Regions from separate parts of the Mus musculus genome. Here region 2 is linked to region 1. A link is a loop called in an ENCODE intact Hi-C map of the cell type or tissue named here. Cell type or tissue: left cerebral cortex. All regions are shown on one strand.

The links. Hi-C counts contacts between places; a loop is a spot of excess contacts. Peaks named below come from ENCODE experiments on the same cell type or tissue, not always from the same donor. Only the 100,000 strongest peaks of a DNase experiment are listed, where the experiment ranks them.
Region 2: a loop joins it to region 1, with 2.4 times the contacts of the local background. A loop is called at or near these places in 4 of 42 quality-filtered maps.

Annotation. Positions count from the first base shown.
Region 1 is chr13:55,416,807-55,424,806 of GRCm38, forward strand. It overlaps F12 (coagulation factor XII (Hageman factor)), which reads right to left. Exons shown (of 14, transcript NM_021489.3): 3 at 5,867-5,966; 4 at 5,600-5,670; 5 at 5,161-5,271; 6 at 4,947-5,078; 7 at 4,719-4,823; 8 at 4,437-4,602; 9 at 4,169-4,341; 10 at 3,843-4,065; 11 at 3,541-3,677; 12 at 3,311-3,454; 13 at 1,546-1,694; 14 at 1,152-1,460. The coding sequence ends at 1,293. Among named protein-coding and RNA genes, the nearest start is that of Pfn3, 5.6 kb to the left of the region's middle. In left cerebral cortex, CTCF peaks have their summits at 1,437 and 4,496; DNase peaks (open chromatin) are centred at 1,457, 2,842 and 4,550; H3K4me3 peaks cover 727 bases; H3K27ac peaks cover 319 bases.
Region 2 is chr13:55,532,768-55,540,767 of GRCm38, forward strand. Ddx41 (DEAD box helicase 41) reads right to left here and starts at 3,891. Exons shown (of 17, transcript NM_134059.2): 1 at 3,714-3,891; 2 at 3,529-3,639; 3 at 3,119-3,278; 4 at 2,963-3,037; 5 at 2,792-2,852; 6 at 2,522-2,658; 7 at 1,649-1,721; 8 at 1,396-1,549; 9 at 1,185-1,321; 10 at 232-394. The coding sequence starts at 3,740. It overlaps Fam193b (family with sequence similarity 193, member B), which reads right to left. Exons shown (of 11, transcript NM_145382.4): 11 at 6,549-6,945. Gm46416 (a long non-coding RNA gene) reads left to right here and starts at 3,228. Exons shown (of 5, transcript XR_003950651.1): 1 at 3,228-3,325; 2 at 3,433-4,120. In left cerebral cortex, a CTCF peak has its summit at 4,038 (motif pointing left); DNase peaks (open chromatin) are centred at 3,862 and 6,360; H3K4me3 peaks cover 1,721 bases; H3K27ac peaks cover 1,373 bases.

The sequences.
Region 1 (8,000 bases):
TTTTTCTTTTTTTTTTTAAGATTTATTTATTTATTTATTTATTTATTACATGTAAGTACACTGTAGCTGTCTTCAGACGCTCCAGAAGAGGGCATCAGATCTCATTACGGATGGTTGTGAGCCACCATGTGGTTGCTGGGATTTGAACTCCAGACCTTCAGAAGAGCAGTTGGGTGCTCTTACCCACTGAGCCATCTCACCAGCCCCATTTTTTTTTCTTAATTAAAAAAAAAAAAAAAAGCCAGACATGGTGGCTTGTACTTAAACCTGTCACTCATGAAGCAAGGGGATCTGTACAAGTTCAAGGCTACCTAGCAAGTCACAGGCCAGACAAAAGCTATGCAGTAAGATGCTGTGCAAAGATGGGTGTAAGGACGGGGAGTGTAGCGCAGTCAGTACAGTGCAGTTGACAGAGGGCCTGGCTAGACCAAGAACAAAGTTTTGGGATTGATCCCCCTGCACCACATAAACTGGGTGATTGTATAGGCCTATAATTTCGGCATTAGGACGACAGATATCTCAATAAATCAATAAACAGAAGGACATTTTTAAAAGCAAGAAATGTACTCATCTGGACAACTAGGCTCCTCTCCTGCAAGGGAACTACAAACCTCGCTTTGGAGTCACCGCATCCCCGAAGGCTCTGGCTGGCTGGCTCCTAACCCAGCTTGTACTTAGAGGCATCAGATGCAGCCTCAGATTTTCCTTGACACCAACTTGCACCACCATGCCAGGCTTAAAGTTCAAAACAAACAAACAAAACCCACACAACCCAACACAACCCCTCCCCCTTCTTTTAATGGTGGTGCTGGGATCTAACCCAGGGCCTCTCACACATGCTCAGCAGCTACTATCCGCACCACGATTCCCGTCTGGAACACTCTTAACTACAGTTCCCAACCTCTATTGCATAAGGAATCACCCGTAGCGTTTTAAAAATATGCCAAGACTGCCTTCTCCCTAGAGTCCAGTTAATTGACCTCAGGTGGACTTGAACATGGGCGGCAAAAGCTCACCCAAAGTAAGGATGAGAAAATATGGTGGTCCGGACAAGAGTCTACGCCTCTTATGCTGACATCTGGCTAGTTGCCTTGTCCAGGCAACGAGGGAGTTGGCTTACCTGTGCTCCCACTTGACGTTTCAAGACAGAATTCTGAGGAACGTTTTCAAAGCACTTTATTGAGTTTCTGTGCCCCCAGTGTCGGGGCACTAGCTTCACTGTGACCCAGCATGCCACATTCATCGTCCCATCCCAAGGAGCACACAAGGAGGGAAGGATAAAGCCTGGTTAGTTATGAAGCAATATGCTTCTGGATCCAAGCCAGGTAGTTGGCCACGTCTGTGTAGACTCCGGGCTTGTTGCGGTCACCACAGCCGGAGCCCCAGCTGATGACTCCGCGCAGGGTGAGCTGATGTTCTGCAGTTCCTTCCTCACACACCAGAGGGCCCCCGGAGTCACCCTGGGTGGGGAACAGGCAGCACGTGGTTCTTGCCTTATGCTTGACAGGCAGGGACCAAGGTACCTACCAGGACCCCAGGGCTGACCTGGCAGGCATCGGTGCCTCCCTCCAAGAAGCCAGCGCAAAGCATCCCAGGGAGAATGGCGTCTCCGTGCACGTTAGAGTTGGAGCAGCGATCCAGGGCGATAAAGGGAACCTGTGCCTCCTGCAGGAAGGTGGAGTATTCTTCAGCCCCTGCAAATCAGAGGGGAGGACCTGAGCTTGCTGCGTGGGCCAGGCTACCAGACAATTCCCCACCTACTCCGCTTTGCTCCCTCACAGCAAGCCTGAGTGATAGGGACCTGCCAATAAGTATTTCATGGCAAGGACACTGAAGCCCAGAGAAGAGCAGGGCTTAAAACACAGGAAGCACTTCCTATCCTCTTCCACACAGTGGCTCAGAACCTGGCTCCCAGAATAGTTCTCTCCATTGTCTCCATTGCTCCAGCATGGGGACAAAGTCCTGGTTAAGCCTTTATAATTTGGAGCCCAAAAGAAGCACAAGACAGTTCAAGTCTCCCTGTAATCCTTGTGCTGGGTTACTGTCTGTCAATTTGACGCACTCAAGAGTCATCTAGGGGGGGAAGGAACCTCACCCGAAGAGATGCCTCCAGAAGATTGGCCTAGGGCAATATCTGTAGGGCATTTTCTTTTTTTTTTTTTTTAAAGATTTATTTATTAATTATATGTAAGTACACTGTAGCTGTCTTCAGACACTCCAGAAGAAGGCGCCAGATCTCGTTACAGATGGTTGTGAGCCACCATGTGGTTGCTGGGATTTGAACTCTGGACCTTCGGAAGAGCAGTCGGGTGCTCTTACCCACTGAGCCATCTCACCAGCCCCGGGCATTTTCTTGATTAATGGTTGATGTGAAAGGGCCCCGCCCACTGTGAGTGATGCCGCCCTGAACAGGTGGGCCTGGATTGTGTAAGAAAGAAACTGAGCCAGAAAGGTGCAAGCCTTTAATCCCAGCACTTGGGAGGCAAAGGCAGATGGAGTGCTTAAGGTTGAAGGCAGCCTGGTCTACAGAGCTGGACAGCTCCTGGACAGCTCCCGGACAGCTGGGACTACACAGAGAAACCCTGCCTTCAAAACAAAAAACAAAAACAAAACAAGAGGAAGAGGGGGAGAAAGAGGAGGAGGAGGAAGAGGAAGAGGAAGAGGAAGAGGAAAAGAGAAAAGCAAAGCAAAGTAAGCAAGCCGCAAGGTGTTGGGGGCTAGCTCAGAGGTTAAGAGCTCTTGCTGTTCTTGCAGAGGGCCTTGGTTCCGTTCCCAGCCCCCACACCGTGGTTTTTAACCTGTATTACAGATCTGGCTTCCCCTGTACCAGATGTACATATGGTGCACACATATGCTTGTAGGCAGACTCACATGCACATAAAATAAAAATAAGTGAATTTTTTAAAAAGAAAGCTGAACAAGCCATGAAGAGAAAGGCAGCAAGGAGTGTCCCTTTCCGTTTCCTGCCTCAGTTCCTGCCTCCACTCCCTGTTGTGGCTTCCTCAATGGTGGACAGCAAGAAACCCTGCAACCTCGGAAGCCAAATAAAACCTTTCCTGCCTAAGCTGGATTTGGTCATGGTGTTTAACGCCACAATAGAAGGCAAAAAACTAGAACAAACCTCAAGGGGCTCTGGAATCTCGACAGAGAATTCTAGAATCTGGGAAAGTCACGCTACAGAGACAAGGGCTCTGTGCGTTTTTTACAACTGTCATGTCAGTGAAACTTGTCCCCCAGATTCATCGGGGCGTACCAACTGCGCTCCTAGATAACCAAAAGTCTCCAACCAGCGCCCAACAGTTGTGCCTACCCTCGAACTGGTGACCCCAGCCGGCCACCTCGCAGAGCACTGTCTCAGAGGGTGGGGCCGCGCCGCTGGGTAGACACACAGGCTGAACGTGAGGTGACAGGATCGCGCAACTGTTGGTTTTGCTTTCCTGCAGGCGCAGCAGAGCTACCCCGAGAGGCAAAGGTTAGATGGCGACATAGGGCCCCAGCCCTCCGCCATCCTTTCTCCCTATCCCTGTAGGGCCACCCCACCCAAGTCGTGCTGGTAGGTGATGGAGGAGAAGCCCTCGTGAAGGCGGTAGGAGCGCACAGCCAGAGTCTGGCACCACTCGCAGCTCTGGTTGTGGCGATCTTGACCAAGTACCACTGTCAGTTCCTCGGGCGCTGGCCTGCAGTCGGGTGGGGGACAGGCAGCAGGCTCAGACCGGCTACAAATGCTCTGGGGGTGCCTTAGTTTCCAACCCCTCGAGGGAGCTCAAGAATGGCGGGCAGGGAAAGAGTAGGGTGCGGGTACGGTAGGAGCGGTCTAGGGGGTCACCGAGGGTGGCACTTGCCGATTCTGCAGGCAGTGAGCCGCGGTCAGCACCCAACAGGGGGCGATGAGACTGCCCGCGCAGAAGTTGTTACCCCAGTACAGTGCAGCGATGTAGGGGTGCGACCCAGGCAGAGCCACTAGTCCGCCCACCACGCGCATGAACGAGGACAGTCCCTTGCGGAACCTCTGTCCGCAGCCCATCGTGTTGGTCTTGGACAGAGAAGTCTGATGATCGGTCGAGTCTGTGGAAGGAGAGACTGGCTGAGGCCATGGATACCTGGCACGGGCTGCCAGGAATAAGAGAGACCCATGTCCTCTGCGCCGGGACCCCCTCCTCTGCCTAACCATTTGGTGCATGGGACAGAGATGGTGCCTGGGACGGGGACTCCTCCTGACTCTCAGGGACAACTAGAGGTGCAAACGTTGGCGTCTGGCACTGCTCCAGGCCGCAATAGTCCCAGCTCAGCCTGTCGCCACTCCAGACGAAGCACCATGGACGTGTGTCATTATCTGGGTTCCTGCAATCTCAAGAGGGAGCACTGTTAGAACGTGGGGAGGCCCTCGAGGACCCTAAGAGAAAGCAAGTTCCCCTGCCCGGTCCCTTCTCGCGAACCGGCAAAATGCGTGGTGGCCCAGGCCCCAGCTTAGCGCTTGCTTCTCAGTCATGTTCCGGTAGGTGGCCTCCACGGTCCACCGCTGACATGGCGCACCCGATTGCGTAGTTCCAGCCTGGCCCCGGTAGCTGAGCCCCCTGCCTTCATAGCAGGTCGCCCAAAGGTCTAGAGAAAGAGAGATGGCTCCCTGCAGTCGGCGGATGAGTCTGTTGGAGCCCTCTGGTTCACTTCCATTCTCTCTATCCACCTCCGCAAGCCTTTCCACACGGGGTCTTACTCACCCAAGTCGCAAAAATATCCAGTGTAGCCTGTAGGGCAACGGCACAGTGGGTGGTCCTCCACGAGGAGGCAGCTGCCCCCATTAAGGCACGGATTGATGCTGCAGGCTGGGGGTGGGGTGGGGAGAGGTGCAAACTGAGCCTTACCTGTGTACATCATTGCACCCAGCCTTCTACCAGGGGTTCCTGACTCTCTGCCCTCCTCCCCACAGTCCCTGCACACCCACTTACCCTGGCTGGCCACCGGCTTGCAGTGAGCCTCAGAACCTTTGCACTCGCACCTGGCCACACCTCCTGGCCCCGTTCTAAACCATAGCTCATTCTCGTGGAAGAACTTGAGAAGCTGAGGCTCAAAGCATTTCTCTGGGGACACAAGGAAGTCAATGGGACCATGGCAAAGCACCGGGTCTCCAGGGACATCTTGCTGGGAGGCAGTTCCTCTTACCTTTCTGGCAATGTTTCCCAGTGAGGTGTTCAGGGCAGAGACAGTGTGGCCCATTGGGGGTGTTGATACATGTCCCTCCTTTGTGGCACGGGTTGTGTTTGCTGCAATGGTCTGAGAGGTAGATAACAAGAGCGAAGCACTTCCGGAGTCGGAAGGACATATGTAGGGACCAATACCCTGCCTGCACCTGCTTGTCATCAAACCATAGAACCCCAAGCTTCTAGACCCTCAAGCTCATCTGGACAATGGTGGCCTCTTTCCCCAGAATTCTTCCTCTGACTTTTGAAAGAATGCTGTAAGAGAAGGAAAAGGGCGGGGCCCAGAATCCCAAGTGTTTGGCATCTGATGATGCTTAGTAGGTGAGTAGGTGTGTGGGAACGGAGTGAGCAGCAAGACACACACAGCCTTGAGCCACCCGGGGCCTGCATGCCATACATACCTTTCACTTTCTTGGGCTCCAAGCAGTATCCCCATTGCTGATCTTCATCAAAGTTGGGGGTGGTAGCACACCTGGGGGATAGATGAGGTTTCCCTGCAGTGCCTGAGGCTGGCTAGGCTAGCCTTGCTTCACACACACACACAAACACACACACACACACACACACACACACACACACACCTTTTGACCAAACACGATGCTTAGATAGCTAGACAGAGTCCATTTCATCCAGCCCCCTCCCCCAACCCCTATTAGAAAATGTCTTACCAGGGGCGGGAGCCTGGCCGCCTTTTGTGGATGCATTTGTGGTGTAGCTGACGGTGGTACTGAAAGGGAAAATGGCAGAGCCTCCCATCCACAGTGAGAACTGTAGGAACACCACACCTCAGAGCCCTGCCCTGAGACCCAGCTGCCCACCCTCTGCCTCACAGGGCCTGATTTGGAAAAAGGTCAGCTATGCATTCAAGACTGCATCCTGCTTAGAAAGTAGGCTTCTAGAGTCAGACAGCTGGAATAGATATCTGACCCTGAGCAAGTCTGAAACACAGGTGCATGTCACAAAGTTGAGCTCATTAAAGATTTAGGTCACACGCCTTTCATCCCAGAATTTGGGAGGCTGAGGCAGGCGGATCTCTGTGAGTTCAAGGCCAGCCTGGTCTACAGAATGAGTTCCAGGACAGCCAGGTCTATTACACAGAGATAGCCTGTCTACAAAACAAACAAACAAACAAACAAACAAACAAACAAACAAACAAACACTTAGGTCCCTTGGCCATTTTTGGCTTAGTAAACTGGCAACAGTAATGCAACTGCCAATCCTCACTGACTTTATATTTGTGAACCTGCCTGCTTTGTTTTGTTTTGTTTTTTGTTTTGTTCCCCCACCCCCACCCCCAAGACAGGGTTTCTTTGTGTAGCCCTGGCTGTCCTGGAACTCACTGTGTAGACCAGGCTGGCCTCAAACTCAGAAATTCACCTGCCTCTGCCTGCCAAGTGCTGGGATTAAAGGCACCCCCCCACCACTGCCCCTGCCTGCTTTGTAAACATTTATTTGTAAGCCCCCTCCAACCCAATACTTGTGACTCAGGCTGAGGATATAGGTCAGTCGTGTAGTGCTTGCTCACAAGTCAGCACAAGGCCAAAGAAAGCCAAAGAAACTGCCAACGTTCACAGTGCCTTCATGATCTTTATGGAATTGAATGGGTCAGTGAAAGATGCTCGAACACACACACATACACACACATGTACTTGCACACACACACGCACACATATACACACATACACACACACAAACACACACACATATGTACATACACATACACACATGCACTTGCACACACACATACACACACACTTCTTTTTAAAGAGGGCCAGAGTTTTAACTCAGTGGCCAAGCATTTGCCTGGCATACACAAGGCTCTAGGTTCGATCCTCAGTACTTCAGGGAGACAGAGTGGTTCTATGTGTATGCCCAAGTGTTACCTGAGGCTCCTACTTGCAAGAACACAAGAAGTTGTATGCGCCTTATGAAGAAAACGTGTCAGGGACACCTTGTCAGGCAGGCAGTAATAGTGGCATCGGCCATTAGATTAGTGTTTAAGGGATCAACAACATGCACACTGAATAATGTCTTTAAACAGAATCCAGATGTAACAAGATTACATGCTAATGATTGGTGAAAATGTCATAGCCAGAGGCTCACGGAACCTAATTTGTGAACGGAATCACTGAATTTGTGAACTTGATGTTCATGGTAGCTGAGAAAAGTATAGTTAATCATAAGAAATAATTATTGGGGCTGGCGAGATGGCTCAGTGGTTAAGAGCGCCGACTGCTCTTCCGAAGGTCCCGAGTTCAAATCCCAGCAACCACATGGTGGCTCACAACCATCCGTAACAAAATCTGATGCCCTCTTCTGGAGTATCTGAGGACAGCTACAGTGTACTTACATATAATAAATAAATAAATCTTAAAAAAAAAAAGAAATAATTATTGGGGCTATGGGAGGGTTTGGAGGGAAGAAAGGGAGGGGGATGATATGATTATATATATGTATATATATATGTGTATATATATATGTGTATATATATATATACGTATACACACACACACACACATATATATGTGTATATATATATATATATATATATATATATATATATTGTTTTTGTTTTCGAGACAGGGTTTCTCTGTGTAGCCCTGGCTGTCCTGGAACTCACTGTGTAGAGCAGGCTGGCCTCGAACTCAGAAATCTGCCTGCCTCTGCCTCCCAAGTGCTAGGATTAAAGGCATGTGCCACCACTGCCCAGTGATGTAATTATATTATAATCTCAAAGAGAAAATGAAAAAGAAATCACTGTCTACTTCAGGGGAACACCGTGAGGCTTAGTGGCAATGCTTG
Region 2 (8,000 bases), 120 kb after region 1:
GCCTAGTCTACAAAGTGAATTCCAGGGCAGCCAAAGCTACACAGAGAAACCCTGTCTCAAAAAAAAAAAAAAAAAAAAAAAAAAAAAAAAAAAAAAGACCACACAGGGGATGCTGTCAGGGGATACCGAACAGCTGAGCCACAGAGCCTGAGAAGCAGAGGGCATGCAGTGCAGGGACCCTGCAGCTCAGCATGCAGTACATGAGTGTATTTACATGCAGGGGTCGGGCACCTTGAAGTAGGAGAAGATGGTACGAATGTCACCCTCAAAGCCCATGTCAATCATGCGGTCAGCTTCATCCAGGGCTAGGTAGCGGCAGATGTCTAGGCTGACCATTTTCTTCTGCAGCAAATCCATGAGGCGTCCAGGTGTGGCTACCATCATGTGCACACCACTGAGAACAAAGAAACCCTAAGTTTTGGGTTCCTGGGTATCTCTATGAGCTACCAAGAGGCTGTACACTGCCTTCTGCTTTCGCTGTCTCCTCCCCTGCCTCTCAGCACTTCCCCAGGCTATCTTCTGTATAACAAAAGCAGCTTATTAGTAAGGGCTAGACCTTTCTGGCTAGCACTTACTTTGTCATGCCTTCCCCACAAGAGCTATCCTGAGTCTCTAGAGGTTTTCTCCTGGTTCCTGCACCCCTTTACTGGCCTTGCTGGGCTCACATTTCTGATGAGCTATCTGTTATACACCTGCATCCTCCCTGAGCCTGGGAATACCTCAGACATAGGGGTGGGTTCTGGTATGACTATCATCTTGGGGCCTGGTCCAGAGTGCTAGAGATGTCTGCTAGGATTGCACTACCTGGAAAGGACCAAGCAGAGGTGCTACTGGGGTCCAGTCCACATCAGTACCTTAGTCTGGTTAACCACAGTAAATAGTTCTGATTTTTCTGGATACCCTAGACTTCAATCTCTGAGCTTTCTACCTGAACTGACCCCCAATTTCAAATGGCACCTTCCCTGCAATGCCTTTTCTGACTTCCAATATCCCAGAGAATGGGGCATTCCATCTGTTCTATTCCCACAATATCCAGCTACATCTTTCCATCCTACCCCAAACCATTTTCCCTCAAGGACTGGACTCCCAGAAGAACTGTGTGAGGCCCATGCAGTAGCCAATCTAAAGGCTTCTTCTACCTCTCTGGACACTCAGGGGATGCCACCGAGACCATCAGTACGTACTGTCGGATGGTCTCCATCTGCTCCTTCACCGACATGCCCCCGATGCAGAGGGCACAGCGCAGGAGGGGTGAGCTGTCCTCCTGCAGCAGACGGCAGTAATACTCCAGGATGCCGTGGGTCTGCCGAGCCAGCTCTCGCTACAGGCAGAGACAAGGCTGGTACCGGAAGCCAGCACAGTCCTTCTCCCGACCCCAGGATTAGCCTATCTTACCGAGGGGCAGATGATGAGCCCATAAGGCCCCTCTCGCTTGGAGAAAGGCAACCGCTTCTCCTGTTCCAGGCAGAACATGATGACTGGCAGAGTGAATACCAGTGTCTTGCCTGACCCCGTGAAGGCAATGCCGATCATGTCCCGACCGGACAGACTGTCGGGAGAGGACAGCTTCAGGACTGGCCCAGCAGGAGACAGCTGGATAAGTGGGCATGGCTTCTCTGTTGCAGTCATGCTCACAGCCCACACTTACATGGTAGGGATGCCCTGGATCTGAATGGGTGTTGGGTGGAGGATGCCCTTTTTTTTCAGGCCCCGAAGGATAGCTGTAGTAAAGAACAGGAGTTTAATTGGCATCCTGAGTCCGGTAGAATTAGTTCTTCCCTGTAAGTTGTAAATCGTGAAACAGAGGCTGGGGTGTCAGGAAACAGTAGGTCCAAGGCTCACTGGCTCACTGGGCCTAAGTTCTCATGGAAGCTCTGTTGAAGCAGAAGATAGCCGAGGCATCTGAAAATAAGTCCAAAGAAACCCTTCCTCGCCGGGCGGTGGTGGCGCACGCCTTTAATCCCAGCACTTGGGAGGCAGAGTCAGGCAGATTTCTGAGTTCGAGGTCAGCCTGGTCTACAGAGTGAGTACTAGGACAGCCAGGGCTACACAGAGAAACACTGTCTCAAACAAAACAAAACAAAACAAAAAACCCTTCCTCTAGTGAGGAGTGGTGGGACATGCCTATAAGCCCTGAACCTAGGAGGCACAGATAACTGGATCTTTGAGTGTGAGGAAAGCCTGGACATATTATGTTCGGGGACAATTGGGCCTCCAAAACGACACGTGGTTTCACAACTGCCCACAGGGTGTGGTGGTTATGCCTCCAGTGCTAGCTAGCACAAGCGTTCAGTAGGGATGCTGCAGGAGGACTGTTTTGGATTTGAGGTCAGTCTGGGCTGCCGAAAGAGATCCTGTCTCAAAAGAGCTCCTCCCCCCAAAACCAAGTACCACCAACAACCACAGAGAGACTTCCTATCTCCAACTCTCCATTCCCACGGCTGAGCGCAGTGGGTGCTGGGATACACAACCTCACAGGGGCAAGATGATAAAGCACGGTGTCTCCCTTCTCCTCGGGTACCTGCAGGAAACTTCATCTCCTTGAAGCTCTTGATGGGTGGCGGGATACCATCGCCCTCCACCAGGATGTGATACTTCTTCCGAACTCGCTCATGCCGCTCCTCAGACATGCTCAGGACATAACGCGGGGGTGTCCAACTATGGGTAGGTGGTGGGCAGGAGAGGGCAACACGGTAGAGTATGGTGGGGCAGCTCCCTCCCCAGTCCGCACAGCAGGGCGTCAGGGTACCACTGCCAGTCCCAACCTCATATACTTACTGGAAAGGCATACCTAGTTTTGATTGGATCGTCATAGGTGATGCCTTTGGCCATTTCCTTCACTGACATCAAGGCTGAGGAGACAGACATGGCTCAATGAGCAAGACCACCCAAGAGGTCTCGCCTTTGAAATCGGGAGGAGGTGGCTCAGTCCACCTCTGCTCTGAACCAACTATAATGGTACCTCGGCCTTCAGCCACACTCTCCAGAATCTTTTCTTCTTCCTTCAGTTGCTTTTCCTTGGCGGACTCCTTGCGTGCTGAGAAAAGAAGCCGAAGAGGTCAGAGAAGCAGGAGCACTGCGGCCTAGGCCCGTCCTCTCTCCTTCCTGCTAGGCCCACCTTCAGCCTTCTCTTTGAGGTGCTGGTGCTGATCCAGGAGGCTGACATTGGACTGAGGGCCCAGCGGGATGTCGTCCTCATCTCCTCGGGGCTCACTGCCACTGTCCTGCTGCTCTTCCTCCGTAGCGCCCTTGCGTCTTCGCTGCAGCAGCTTCTGGAGCTGAGGTCCCAGCAGTGTCCCTCAGAGCCAAGCCCAGGACCCAGCAGGTGAGGGGGCACAGCACCCGGGAGGGCTTTTTCCGGGAAGGGGATCGTGTGCACTGAGGCGCACGTCTGTCCGGAACTCAGGTTCACTAGTCCCTGGTCTTCCTCAGAACCACGACCCAAGGTAGGACTACAGCTCCCCAGATCCCCCCTCCCGCTGACGGCCGGGGACATGTCGCCGTTGCACCAGGGATGCGGCCCCTCACCAGTAGCTGCCGGCGCTGCCGCAACGGCACATAGGGTACGTAGTCCTCGTCGTCCTCATCCTCGTCCTCGGAGCGGCTCCCACCCGCGGTCGCCTCGTCCGCGCGTGCCCGCTGCGGAGACCCGAGTCAGCCGCGGCCCCTCCCCCTGCCCGCACCCCCTCGCGTGGACCAAACCTCAGTCCCACCTTCCGCTCCGGTTCCGAATCCTCCATCTTAGGCTGCACACATGCGCAATGCCAGGGCATCTGAGCTCCAATCAGATAGGAAAAACTGCTGTGGTCGCCTAGCAACGGCGTGAGCGCCGGATCGCGAACCGGGACAATCTTCTTCCAGCGCGTTTACGGACGCGCAGCGGAGCCAATTGGGTCTGGCGAAGCCTTGTGGGTAGCGGGAGGATTTGAAGCATGCGCAGAAGATCCAAGTCGTGGGTTAAAGGATGAATCTGTTGAACACGCCCTACCCTCCGCACGCTGTCCTTTCCCGCACGCTCCCGGGGAGCGTTGTGCCCTCTGGCGGCCAGGAGTTTCAGCCCTGCAAGCGGTGCTCGCAAAATATTATTCATTAACGTGAGATAACACCGCTGTTCCGACGGGTCAGAAGTAAAATAATGGTCAAGGTCTTTTTTAACCTTGTATGTTATGTGTGTAAATGATATACATCTCAGAGTGACCACCTGGGAAGCTAGAGATAGCACAGAAGAGATGCTGGATCTGGGTTTTCGAGTTAGTGGAGGGAGGAGTCACCATCAAGAGAGCAGGAAAGGGGCTGAGAGTGTAGAGCAAATAACCAGATTCCTTGGGGCATCTGCAGAGATCTCAGGGGCTGGTGTGAGGTAAGGAGACGGGCCCAGGTTGTTAGGAGTCCTACTTTAAGGAGGAAAGACAGAGCTAGTGCTGGCTGCTCCTTCCCAAGTCTTTATCTGTAATAGGTGCATCGATCACCATGGAGTGCCAAAGTGTTCTGAGATTGGGAGAAATAAAATGATTTTTTTTTAACCTAAGAGAGGGTCTTGCCATGTAGCCAAGGTTGGCTTCAAACTTGTGGTGATCCTCCTGCTTCAACCTCATGAGTGCTGGGATTGTGTATAATCACAATACCTAGCATGAAATCACAAAGGAAGTGCAAATCAATTTTCGTGATATTCATAGCAAGTAGCCTCTCTTGAAGAATAATTAAAATCCAAAAGCCAGGTGGTTGCATGCACCTTTAATCCCAGCACTCAGCAGGCAGATCTGAGTTTGAAGCCAGCTGGGGCTACACAGTAAGAACTCATGGTAAAGAAACAAACACCCGGAATTCATAATGGAAGAGTAATTGTGGAGGGGTGGGGAATGTGAAAGAAAGTCAGGAGTCACCTAGCTGGTGACCGTGTGCTGAAGGCCAAAGCTAGACTTTGTAGGTACTTGACCAGACTTTAACTCTTGCCACAACTGGAATTTTAAAGAGCAGTTTTAAGTGTGAAAAACAAAGCTAACCAATACAGAGAAAAGGCTACAACTGTTTTCCCTTTCCTAAAAATGAAACAGGCTGAGAAGCAGGAGCTGTGAGCCTGTGGTCTGGCTCCTGCTCCCTTGGGGGAGGAGAAGAGTATGGGTTAACTGCAGAGCCTAGCAGACGCTTGCTAAGAATGGCATTTAGCAGGGCTGGAGGGTGGCTCAGGCCAAGAGCATTGGTTCTTGCAGAGGACCCAGATTGGATTCTCAGCACCTATATGGTGCCTCACATTTCTAACTCCATTTCTGTGGAATCCAATGCTCTCTTCTGACCTTCAACACCAGGCTTACAGTGTGAGCAAAACACTCACACATAAAACAGATCTTTAAAAAGACTTAAGCCTGGACACGGCACATGTGAGACATTTTTAGTAAATCTACCACATTAAAATAGGATTTGGGAAGGTGAAGTGGATTCCTTGACTTTATAGATGTTTAGTATGTGTTTTGTTTTAAGGTTTACGAGTGTATACATAGCCCATTCCCACTGGACACGCAGATCTAATTCTAAAAGGTGTTTGTCCTTAACTGCTCCAATTGTGTTGGTATGGTGTGGGTAGCTCTCAACTGGCTAGGGCTGCAGGTGCATAGTTGTAAAGGCCTCAGGGCCTCTGGTCTCATGCATATGTAAAAGTCCATATCCAACCTAGGTCCACATGATCACATTGCAGAGGGGAAAACTAAGTGTAAAGGCTAAGCAAGGTGAACCTGTAAGGCCATTTCCGGGAAGGATTAACTAAGGGGTGAAGACACTACACTCAAATGTGCTGTACTTTTCTCAGTGGTATCCTGGACATAAGGAGATCCGAGGAAATGTTGCTTTTGCAACTACTCTGCTGACATCAGAGCTTAGCTTCTTCAGTTTTCCAATGTGGACTAAAGATTAGGGACACACACACACTCTCTCTCTCTTTTTGTTTTTTAGGTTTTTCAAGACAGGGTTTCTCTGTGTATCCCTGGCTGTCCTGGAACTCACTCTGTAGACCAGGCTGGCCTCGAACTCAGAAATCCCGAGTGCTGGGATTAAAGGCATGCATCACCATTGCCCGGTGGATTAGGGACTCTCTTGAGGGCTAGAAATGGCTTAGCAGTCAAGGGCACTGAGCTCTTCCAGAGGATCCAGGTTCAATTCCCAGCAACCCTGAAGCACTAGACTGAATCAGCCTCTCACTATGCAGAGGCGGCCATTGTCGAGCTACCCAGCCCATATAGTGTTCTAGGTTGATGTACTTGAGTCCTCCCAATAGGAGACAGGGCCTAGACAGTGACAACAGCCACAACCTTTGGGCCCAGCCAGACGGTTTAGCAGTCACTTTGTTGTCATAACCTTAGTCCCCCATCTCCATTATGTTGGGCTGTCAGCCCCACTCAGAATTGCTTGGGGACTCTAAGGGTTATATAAGAACGATGGCAGACTGCCTGAGCAGAATACTGCTGTAGATGGTGACTAAGACAGACCTCTATTTCTGAGTACATATACCTCTCTCCCACTCCCCATTCAGATCAGCAAATCACCATCATACTAACTCTGTGTCCAAATGTTGCTTTATCTCTCCCCATGAAAGATATTCACAGTATCAAAAGTAAAGAATTAAAAAAACAAAACAGAAACCAAACACAAAGAGAGCAGGTTTGGGCCAGCAGTCCCACCAGCCCTTGCTCACAGGCCAGCCCAGCAGTCCCACCAGTCCTTGGCTCACAGGCCAGCCCAGCCCCGGGCTCTGAGTGCAGGCAGCGTAGCACCAGGAAGTGGCTTTGCCGAGGTCCTCACAGGCCCCAGCACAGCATGGCGTCCATTCAGCTTTTGGTTGGTCAGGGTGGTGGGAGCAGGACAGGTCAAGACAGGTGGCAGGGCACGTCAGAACTACATCTGCAGCTTGAGCTGCGGCCTTGAGGTGACCTGGAGACGTCAACCTGGGCAGGGCTGAGAGGGAAGAAGAGGGTAGGATCACAGTGAGTACCAGGCCTTCTCTCCCCGCCCCCGCTGGCCTTGTTGGCCCTGGGTCCCTGTGAATTACATCCCCAGCTTCTGCCCAGCCCTGCTGCATCTGGGTCTGGGGAAGTGGTAATATTCAGTGTTAGCTTTGTTTCTTGGGCTAAAAACAAGCGACAGATTTCCCAAATTGAAATAGGGGAAATAGGAAAATTTTCAGTAGAAAATGAAGTTTAAAACTGTGAGGGATAGAGCCCCAGTTCTGAGGTTCTGTCAATATACGGGACAGTCCTTGAGAAAACGAAGGCCCTTCCTGCAGCACCCCTGTGCAGGTCAGGGCTGAGTAAGAGCTCGGTTGCTGGCAACCATTCTCCCACTTACAGGTGCTAGTGGAGGCTAGCCCTGGATTCAGACTCCTGCTCAGGTTCAAGGAGATAGCCTGGGCTGGGTTCCAAGGCTGTGTCAGCACTGTGGACTCCTAGAGCTTCCTGGAAAATGATGGAATGGCTCCAGGATGTATACTCGTGAGGGTGGGGAGGAGGGCAGTGGCCTTCCTGTCTTGGACGAGATTAGCTAAGATAGAAGATGGCTGGATTAGGTTTCTCAGGAGACCAGTGATTGGGTTTATGTGAGGTGTGACCCTTTATCTCTTCATAGAGGCAGCAGATGAGGTCTTTGTTATTCCTTACTCTTGTGGTGGTGGAAAAGAAAGGTCAGAGGATACCTTATCTCTAGAAGCTACCCTTGGGGTGTGGTTATCCTGAAGTGGCAAAGAATCAGTCTCCTCAAAGCACAGGAGGCCTGAGGTGGCTCTGAAGAAAGTAGCTTTAACTTGGAGGCAACATATGCACAGCACAGGGAGCCTCAACTCTGGAGGCTGCTCTGGCTTCAGGCCTCTGTACTGCCCTGGGGGAGTTATTCAGATTCCAGAAAGCTTACTGCTTCAACCCAGAGATAAATTTTTAAAGGACACAGGAACATAGTGTCAGGTGGGGACCTCAAGAGTATGTGTACACAGGTCAGATCTCCCATTGTACTAAGGGCAG